2 separate regions of the Homo sapiens genome follow, and region 2 is linked to region 1. The links are chromatin contacts, found by Hi-C or POLR2A ChIA-PET in ENCODE. All regions are on one chromosome and are shown on one strand. Each heading gives the region's core, a stretch centred on a gene start or an enhancer-like site at or near the end of the contact. The rest is flanking DNA. Distances are from core to core; before and after follow the strand shown.

Region 1 (3,590 bases), core at 1-2,500:
TTTTTTATCCCTCTGCATGGGTTGGATTTTCCAAAATCATAATTTGCAGAAGGAAGGCCAGCATTTACGATGCAATATGTAATTATATATAGGGTGGCCACACTAGGGCGGGGTCCTTCCCCCCTCACAGCTTTGGCCCCTTTCAGAGATTAGAAACTGGGTTAGAGGATTGCAGAAGACGAGTGGGGGGAGGGCAGGGAAGATGCCTGTCGGGTTTTTAGCACAGTTCATTTCACTGGGATTTTGAAGCATTTCTGTCTGAACACAAAGCCTGTTCTAGTCCTGGCGGAACACACTGGGGGTGGGGGCGGGGGAAGATGCGGTAATGAAACCGGTTAGTCAATTTTGTCTTAATATTGTTGACAATTCTGTAAAGTTCCTTTTTATGAATATTTCTGTTTAAGCTATTTCACCTTTCTTTTGAAATCCTTCCCTTTTAAGGAGAAAATGTGACACTTGTGAAAAAGCTTGTAAGAAAGCCCCTCCCTTTTTTCTTTAAACCTTTAAATGACAAATCTAGGTAATTAAGGTTGTGAATTTTTATTTTTGCTTTGTTTTTAATGAACATTTGTCTTTCAGAATAGGATTGTGTGATAATGTTTAAATGGCAAAAACAAAACATGATTTTGTGCAATTAACAAAGCTACTGCAAGAAAAATAAAACACTTCTTGGTAACACAGCTGTGCCGCAGGAGTCCTGCTTCCCTCGTCCTCGGCGAGATGGGTGGGAGGAGAAGGCAGCGGCGGGGCCGGGGTGGGTTTTCGGGACCTCCGCGTCCGGGGTGAGACGGACTTGGGAGTGGCGGCGAGGTCCGCGGCAGGGTTGGAACCACGACCAATGGAGCCAAGCGGGCCAATAGGGAGGAGGAGCGGGGACAGACTGTCCTGCCGGCCAATGAGTGAGCGCGAGTGGAGCAGAGCGCCCTATCATATCCTGGGGGCGCCCCGGGAGCTCCGCCCCCAAGCGGGCGCCCCAGGCTGGTGCCGGCCGCGTCCCTGGCCAGCCGGAGCAAGCCTGACTCGTGCAGCCGCCGGCCGCGTCCCTGGCCAGGCGGAGCGAGCCTCACTCCCGCAGCCGCCAGTCTGGTTCCAGGGCTCCCGCAGGTTTCGGGGGCCGAGGCGGACCGACAGGCGCCAGCCAATCGCGAGCACGGAGCCGGCCTGGGGGCGGGGTGGTACCCGCTCCGCCAATCGGGTGGGGGCGGAGCCAGACGCCGGGGGCGGACGGGAGGACCGGAGGACCGAGGACAGAAAGATTGGTGGACAGGAGCAGCGGCCGGTGGGGAGGGCGCTCGGCGGCGGCCTGCGGCCATGGCCACCGTGATGGCAGCGACGGCGGCGGAGCGGGCGGTGCTGGTAAGGCGCGCGGGCCAGCGGGCGGGCCGGCGGGGCGGCGGGGCCGGGCGCGACCGCCGGGTCTGTCCCGCAGGAGGAGGAGTTCCGCTGGCTGCTGCACGACGAGGTGCACGCTGTGTTGAAGCAGCTGCAGGACATCCTCAAGGTAACGACCCGCGCCCTGCCCCGCCGGGCGTGGCGGCCCTCCCTCCTCATTTCCCTGGCTCCACCTGGGGCCGCGCGGCTGCGTCCTGAGCGCCTACAGTGTGCGGCTGCCGCGGCTTTCAGGCAGGGCCCCGCCTCCGCGAACTCGAGCCGACCTCATTATATAAGTACCTGTGTGCGGGCAGGGGCGGGTCCCGACGAGGGTGCTAGCAAGGGCCTGAGTCCCGCCCGGCCTCGGGTCGGGGAAGGCCGCCTTGGGAGCAGCGGCATCCAATCTGGGAGCCGAAGAATTCTGCCTCTGCCTGGCAGTGTGACTTCAGCCAAGTCACTGAACCTCCCTGGGCCTCCCTTTTCTCATTGGCAAAAGGGAGATAACAGTACCCGCTTCGCGAGGCTGGGGTGTAGATAAATGAGCCAGGCAGCTCACAGAAGTAACCGGCGTAGTGCTTGCTGTGGCCCAGGACCGCGGGTTACCATAACTACTGCCTTGTTCCCTGACTCTGCCCCTTGCCCCTTTCCCCCTCAACCAAGCTGGGAGGCTGCCCCTGTCTGTTTTGTATTCCCCGAGGCGGGCACACAGGAGGTGTTCAGGGAATGTGGTATAAGCAGAGATCGGGCTCACGGTTAGGTGCCCTGGGGGCTTGGGCAGGGTCTTCCCACCCCAGCTGAACCCAGGTGAGGCCAGGCCACGTTGTTCCTTCCCCCCGCTGACTTGGAGGGAGGGGGGCTTCTGGAAGGAGCACTGGGCCGGGCCTGAGTGGGCGCTACCAGCTCCCCTCCTTCCCTCTGTTCCACAGGAGGCCTCTCTGCGCTTCACTCTGCCGGGCTCCGGCACTGAGGGGCCCGCCAAGCAAGAGAACTTCATCCTAGGCAGCTGTGGGTGAGCCTGGGCTAGGCGGAAACCGGGGAAATGGGTACCTTGGGGGGTAGGAGGCATGGCCATAGCCCTGTCCTGCAGACCAGCTGGTTGTGCGATGGGACAGGAGGGGCAGCCCGCCGGGAGGGAGGGCTGGGTGGTGGGGGGGTGACCACAGGCACCGCTCTGACGCCACATGTTACAGCACAGACCAGGTGAAGGGTGTGCTGACTCTGCAGGGGGATGCCCTCAGCCAGGCGGTGAGTCCCCCGGCCCTGTCCCCTCCCATCCTGCCAATGGGGAAGAGCATGGGAGCTCCCACTTTCTCTCTGTACAAGCCCTGCGACTCTGGGCGGGACCCTTGATCTCTCTGGCCTCAGTTTTCTCCTTTGGAAAATGACAGCAACCCTCACACCTTCTCCCGGGATCGGTGTGCAGATTCAGTAAGAGGTGCAGGAGAGGGGTTCTTTGCACACGGCCTGGCCTGGCGTCCGGACCAGTGAAACATGGGCATTGGTGGATTAGGCTGGCCACACATCACAGTTGAATCAGCCAATGCCTGAACTCCAGTCTGCACCCGACTCTGTGCCAGGCACCAAGGCGTGGGGGGAGGCCCCCCTCCTGGGCTCCATCTGTTGCCCTTTGTAGACACTAGATGCACCCCGTTCGCACAGAGCCTCACAGAGGCTGCCTTTCCTCTTCCCCTTCCCCTTTCTTCACCTCTTTCCATTTCACTTCTTTGTGGCTCTTCTTGGGCCTGGTTTCCTGTTTCCTGACCTCCCTGTTCAACCCCCAAACGGCCAAGGCATTGGGAGACCCTCTGCCCTATACAGCGGCCAAGGCCTGAACCACCACACACCCCATTTCTGCCCTGGGCTTAAGGGCTCAGAGTGGCTGTGGCAGGAGGTGCCCCCCCACTGCCCAGCTCACCCCACTCTTGCCTGTCAGGATGTGAACCTGAAGATGCCCCGGAACAACCAGCTGCTGCACTTCGCCTTCCGGGAGGACAAGCAGTGGAAGCTGCAGCAGGTGACCCCGCCCCTCCTGGCTAGTGCTCAGCCACAAGGACAGGCGGCAGCAGGCCTGCCGCGGGGCCTCCCTGGAGAGGGACTAGCCCTGGGGATCTGTGGCCACAGCAAGCCTGGGAGGGTGTTTCCTAACAGCAAAGCTGGGGGCAGGCGTTTCCTGAAGCCCTGGAGGCTGCGCCATGTGGGGAGGTAGAGAACCTGGCCTG
Region 2 (6,495 bases), core at 1,349-3,848, 300 kb after region 1:
TGTGGGGAGATGGTGTCTCACCTTGGTTGCCCAGGCTGGTCTTCAACTCCTGGGGTCAAGTAATGCCCCTGCCTCAGCCTCCCAAAGTGCTGGGATTACAGGCATGAGCTACTGCGCCTGGCTACACTCTCCTTTTAGAGGACGCCCTCCAGAGAGAGTGAGCTGGAGCAGGTGAGCTTGCTCAGGTGTGCCAACTACACAGCAAGCAGCACTGGTGGGCGGCAGCTGCACTGCCTGATGGTCTTCCCTCCCTAGCAAGAGCTCTGGGGAGGTGTGGATATTGGTACCCCAAGAAGGCTGCCAAATGCTGGGTCTCCCCTGGGAACTGACCAGAGATGTAGCCTTCTCTGAGGTGGCTCAAGCCACTGAAACTACCACAGCACAGACAGGAGGGCATGAGTACATCCCCATTTCTAGGTGCTGGTTATTTTTTTATCAAGAAGCAACAGAAAACCTGGAACATGGGAGAATGAGACTGTGGCAGGGCATACTCATCCTGAGTGCCCTGGGAGGCCTCAGTGGAAGCTGACAGGACCTGGGGACAGAGTAAGCTTCCCCAGGTTCAGCCTCATCTAAAGGCTACTTGTAAACAGAGCTTATTTACTCTCCTTGGTGGCACTGGCTCTCTATTAACTTATAAAGCAGGGCTTCTCAGAGCAAAACTTGAAAAGAAAATTAACCATTCTTCAAGACCAGCATCCTGCAATGAGGGAGGAAGCCAGCTCCATTCTTCCAGACCCCTCTATGTGCGAGAGGACTCACCCTTCCCAAAACACTACCCACTGGCATCTATCACACCAGGCCTCCATGCTGGGAACCACCCACTGGGCCCACAAGCTCTGGTGGCCAATCTGGTGGCCACCTTCCTCTCGGCACCCTGCAGCTCATCTGTCCTAATGCCATGTGTGCCTTCATGGGCCACTATGGATCTGCTACCACTGTCAAAGTTTCCCTCTTCAGCCCTAGCAGCTGGCAGCCCCCAATAGTACCTGCATGTTATACTCAAAAGCCTTGTTGGCCTCCTCCACGATCCTCTCTTTGGTCTTCATGTTCAGGTCCAGGGCGTTCATCCTGGCCCGGTAGAGCTGCTTGAACTGCTGGGCATTGTCCACATTCTCAAACAGGTAGAACTGGGTCCCTTCCCCTGTGCTGGGGAGTTTCAGTGCTCGCTGGGCCACCTTCTTCAGCACCTGGCCCCCCGAGAGATCCCCCATGTAGCGGGTGTATGCATGGGCCACCAGTAGCTCCGGCTCGTTCTGCCCTATGTAGTGGATCCGCTCCACGTACTTCTGGGCAGCCTTGGGGCACTGCACCTGCTCCTCCCAGTTTTCACCAAAGAAATACTCCATGTCCTTGGTCAGCGCCTCCTTCCGGTGCAGCTCCATGGGGAAGTACAAAGGGGCAAAGGCTGGATGGTCCTTGTTGCGCTCCATTTCCTCCTCGAGGGCTGAGTATGTGAAGTAAAGTGCCGTGGTGGCCAGCTGTGGAGGTGACAGGAGGAGGCCAGCTATGCCTGAGCACACCACATCCGAGCAGCTGGATGCAGAGGCTCAAGTGACAACCCCCAACCCCAAAGACCCAATCCTATGGTCCATTTTTATGTAGTGAATTATTTAACACACAAGGAAGCTTTTGTTTCTTAAAGGAATGGCATGGTGAAGTCTTTGGAACACGCATACTTTTGCTTCCTTCACACCACTATGTTATTCTATCTAAGCCATGAGAACCAATTTTTTTTTTTTTTGGCGGGGTAAAGAGTCTCGCTCTGTCACCCAGGCTGGAGTACAGTGGGACGATCTCGGCTCACTGTAACCTCCGCCTCCCAGGTTCAAGTGACTCTCCCACCTCAGCCTCCCAAGTAGCTGGGAGTACAGGCACGCGCCACCACACCCGGCTAATTTTTGTATTCTTAGTAGAGACAGGGTTTCACCATGTTGGCCAGGCTGGTCTCAAACTCCTGGCCTCAAGTGATCCACCTGCCTCGGCCTCCCAAAGTGCTGGGATTACAGACATGAGCCACTGTACCCAGCCGAGAGCCAGAGCTTAACGTCAAGAAGGAATGGAGTGTGGAGAAAAGCCCAGCTTTTCCCTCAGAGTGGCTCCAGGGGCACTTTTCTCATGGGACCAAGGCCCCCACCCCAACCCCATATGACAGTCTGGAACCCAATGCGGGGCACAAACCTTAAACAGCTCCTTCTTAATGTTGCCTTTCAAGAAGTCCTTGACAAACTGGGTGTTTTCTGCCCGGTCGTGTGCTTCCTTGGTCCCTTCCTTCAGGAGCTCCGAGAGGTCAGCCATTCTGTGGAGAGATGGGAGGTGTTTGTGTGTCAATTAGCCCTTCCCAGCTTTCCAGAAAGGACCATAGAGAGAAGATTGAGTCCACACCCCAAGGTGACCACCTGTTGTACTGGAGGCTGGGGCTTCTCAGACACTTCACTCCAACACAAATAGCAGCAACTTGTCAGGGAACACAGGACAAGCAGACATGACATTCTGCTCCAAGGACTCAGGACACAAGGGATAACTGTGGCCTGCTCCTTGAGAGTAGTACCCACGTCCATGTGTCTGTGTTGGGAACCACCCAAATGAGCAATGCTTTGCTTCTGTGGCCACCTAGTGGTCGAAGAGACACACATCTGTATTCCCTTCAGTATTTGCTGGCTTCTCTAAGAACAGCCTGCCTTGGAACGTGTCTTCTGGAATTCACACACCTCAGTAAGGCTGTGACCATGGGTCTCCTCAGATGGCCCTACTGCCTTCCTCCCACCTTGGACCCACAGCTTCTTTGAGACTATATGTGACTAGGACCAAGCACGGAAGGATGCAAAGGAGACAACCGAGAGGCTAGGGCCAGGACGCTGGGTTTGTGCTGCTTAACGAAATTACACAGTTGTAAAGGTGTGTGGATGGATGGACAAGGTAGAAAACATGTGATCCTAAAGATGGTGGTACTTGGGCAGGGGCTTACATGTGTCCACACAATCCATCTACAAGAGTGAGAAAAATTTGGCCTTATCATGGTCTGGCTTCTGCTGTCTTCTTTAGGAGATTAGCTCGTTATCATCCATGTGCTGAGAATCAATTTATTATTAGCAATTATTTCAAGGGATAAAAAAAAAACTTGGCCAATGACAGGGCTATGAGAGGCTAATGATGCAGAACAGGGCCTGGAAGCTCAGGTTTAGCATGAGCTGTCCCTATACAGAGTAAGGAAAGGCTGCCCTGCAGTCTTTTATGTGGTAAAAGACTGAACAGAGCCAGCTTTGCCTGCGTTTACCCTTTCTCAGCCCAGATGAGGAAACGCACAAGTTTTTAAAAAGAAAAAAGGATAACTACCATCAAATCCTATCAGCACTCCCAGGAGCACCTGCCCTGCCTCCTTGGATGAGACAATGGACCAGTGGGGAGAGTTCTAAGCAGCCGAAGCTGTATGCGGTCCCTGCAGGGCCAAGCAGGCACCCAGGGGTCCAGAGCTCATGGCCCATGGCCACTCCCCAGTGCTGCCAACAGACAAAACCAGGTGTGCTGAGCACGACAGGTGCTGGGCCCACCTGATTCAGTGCAGCCAGCCCCCATCGCTCACCTCATTTGGTTCTCCTTTTCTAGGGCCCCAGAGTTCTTTTTTTCTGACTCGTCTACCCCCTCTGAGGTTTCCACTTCCGCTGACATTGCTGCTGGGTGTGGTTCTTGCTGCTCTCGCTCCTCTGGTCCTGCAGAGACACAAGGAGCTGGTGATGTGGCACCCACGGCAGTCACTTCCCCAAATACCTGTCGGTTCTGCTTTCCTCAGAGCGAATGTAACCAAGGTGACACCCACACACCCCAGGATTGTTTTCTTTAAAATAAAGCTCTGCCATTACTGGGACCATAGTGGAATATGGAAAAAATCTGAATATGAACAATGTATTAGGTAATAGCATTGTATTGACATTAAGCTTGCTGGTTTTTAAAAATAATTGTACTGCGATTATATAAGAGAATGTCTTTGTTCCTAAGAAATACACACTGGGGTATTCAGAAGTAAAGGTACACTGCCTGCAACTCCCTGTCAGATGGTTCAGAAGACAGTGTGTGTGCATGTGCATATGCTGCAGGGTGGGGGACACTGGCAAGTCAGAAAAGCAAACAAGGCAAAATCCTAGCAGTGAATCTGGGGAAGAGGTATGAGAGTTCTTTGTACTATTCTTACCATTTTTCTGTATGCTTAAAACTGTATCAAGGCAGGGCACAGTGGCTCATGCCTGTAATCCCAGCACTTTGGGAGGCCGAGGCAGACTGGAGTTTGAGACTAGCCTGGTTAACATGGTGAAACCCTGTCTCTACTAAAAATACAAAAAATAGCCGGGCATGGTGGTGCACACTTGTAATCCCAGCTACTCGGGAGGCTCAGGCAGGAGAATCTCTTGAGCCCAGGAGGCAGAGGTTGCAGTGAGCCGAGATCACGCCGTTGCACTCCAGCCTGGGCAACAAGAGCGAAACTGTCTTAAAAAAAAAAAAAAAAAAAAAAAAAAGACCGTATCAAAATTAAAAGTTAGGCCAGACACGGTGGCTCATGCCTGTAATCCCACCACTTTGGGAGGCCAAGGTGGGTGGATCACCTGAGGTTAGGAGTTTAAGACCAGCCTGACCAACATGGAGAAACCCTGTTTCTACTAAAAATGCAAAATTAGCCGGATGTGGTGGCGCGTGCCTGTAATCCCAGCTACTCAGGAGGCTGAGGCAGGAGAATCACTTGAACCTACGAAGCAGAAGTTGCAGTGAGCCAAGATCGCGCCACTGCACTCCAGCCTGGGCAATAAGAGTGAAACTCTGTCCAAAAAAAAAAAAAAAAAAAAAAAATTGAAAGTTACCAAAAACAAAGAAAACCTCAAAAACCTTAGGGAAACAAAAAGCTTGGCAAGCAACGCACAGTTCCACCCCTCTGCAAGCGTGCTGAGGCCAGTTCATCCTACCTGTGAGAGGCTGGGTGCCTTGTGCAGAAGGCAGCCTACAGGAGTTACCAAAAAAGCAGACTGTCCCTAGCCTACTCAGGACTTTGCTAGGCTGAAGGAAATATTAAGTTGGCCAATCAATTCCCATTGCCTGCTGCAAATGCTGAGCCTTTGTCAGCCAGGGAAACACAGTCCCATAACAAGGCAAGCTCATCCTCCATCCCTCGGGGCTTCTGCTCAGGCAATGTAAGGCGCAGCCCATTTGGGGAATCTTCCACATGAATAGCAGCACAGTAGCACCGACAACTAATAAAGTAACTCACAAAGACAGAACTGGGGCCAAATCAGGCCAAACTGGGCCAAGGAAAAAGAACTTATTTACTGAGCATTTTCTATGTGCTCTACCCAGAAACAGGTGTCAAGAAGAACACAGAAGTGTTAAGAAATGGTCCTTAAAAGGCCCAAGGCACATATCCTTCCTGAGTTTTCTCTAGATACCTAGTTACATTTTTGTTATCTTTTAGGATATTATAGTACATGGTTTGCTCACTGAGGTCTTTTTGAACCATCTCTCTCACCTTTAGATTTAGCATCTCTACTGGGATTATTTTAGGAAGTCAAGCAATAACTCATATAGCACAATGCCTACCATGTGATAAGCACTCAATGAATGTTACATCATGATCATACTTTATTTTGACTGAGGCTTAGTGATGTCTGAGAACACTCAGAAAATAAACATCGGGATGTACAGAAAAATGGAACCTTCTCTTGACTCCAAATCAGAGACACTCTACTCTGCAATAATGCTGATGAACTGTACGATGCACAGCACAGTCTAGAAGAATGTGAAAGCAGGCAGGTATTACATGCAGGGAAGAGTATGCAGAGGGCTTCCTGGGGCAGGACCCTCAACACAGACAGGATTTGGGGCAGGGCTGGGGGAGGGCCTCCAGATCAAGGGAATATTATGAACAAAGCCAGAAATGGGTAGTTCACAGAGATAGCATAAGGCTGCCCAGCTGTGCGTCCACTTACCAAGGGGCAAAAACAGGCATTGCAAGCTGTAGAATAAGCCTCACATGGGCCTTCAGACCTTGATTTATAAATGTTTTCTTTTTTTTTTTTGGTAAAAGTACAGCTTTGCTAGCCGGGCGCGGTGGCTCACGCCTGTAATCCCAACACTTTGGGAGGCCGAGGTGGGCAGATCAGGAGGTCAGGAGTCCGAGACCGGCCTGGCCAACATGGTAAAACCCTGTCTCTACTAAAAATACAAAAATTAGCCAGGCATGGTGGCACACACCTGTAATCCCAGCTACTCAGGAGGCTGAGGCAGGAGAATCGCTTGAACCTGGGAGGCGGAGGTTGCAGTGAGCCGAGATGGAGCCACTGCACTCCAGCCTGTAATCCCAGCTACTTGGGAGGCTGATGTAGGAGGATTTCTTGAGCCTGGGAGACAGAGGTTGCAGTGAGTCGAGATCATGCCACTGCACTCCAGCCTGGCCGACAAAGTAAGACTCTGTCTCAAAAATAAATAAATAAAATACTTTAAATAATAAGAACA

The links. Hi-C counts contacts between places; a loop is a spot of excess contacts on that map. ChIA-PET counts read pairs that join two places held with the same protein, here RNA polymerase II (POLR2A). Pooled maps may share reads with other maps.
Region 2: a loop to region 1 is called in a pooled map, with 7 times the contacts of the local background. The contact joins the enhancer-like site here to the promoter of ROGDI in region 1. A Hi-C loop is called at or near these places in 3 of 37 single-sample maps with no recorded cell type and 10 of 50 pooled maps. POLR2A ChIA-PET finds 5 or more read pairs at or near these places in 2 of 52 experiments (MCF 10A and activated CD4-positive, alpha-beta T cell).

Annotation. Positions count from the first base shown.
Region 1 is chr16:4,800,293-4,803,882 of GRCh38, reverse strand. ROGDI (rogdi atypical leucine zipper) reads left to right here and starts at 1,250. Exons shown (of 11, transcript NM_024589.3): 1 at 1,250-1,356; 2 at 1,430-1,501; 3 at 2,298-2,380; 4 at 2,562-2,616; 5 at 3,305-3,385. The coding sequence starts at 1,312. GLYR1 (glyoxylate reductase 1 homolog) reads left to right here. Exons shown (of 16, transcript NM_032569.4): 16 at 1-680. RefSeq lists silencers at 743-954, 847-1,636, 1,677-1,736 and an enhancer at 1,242-1,742.
Region 2 is chr16:4,502,699-4,509,193 of GRCh38, reverse strand. It overlaps HMOX2 (heme oxygenase 2), which reads right to left. Exons shown (of 6, transcript NM_002134.4): 2 at 3,584-3,710; 3 at 2,182-2,299; 4 at 990-1,481. The coding sequence starts at 3,669. Among named protein-coding and RNA genes, the nearest start is that of HMOX2, 30 kb to the right of the region's middle. Within about 2 kb of position 2,598, at least 14 of the 41 ENCODE cell types and tissues checked have a DNase peak (open chromatin) inside an H3K27ac peak, as active enhancers do.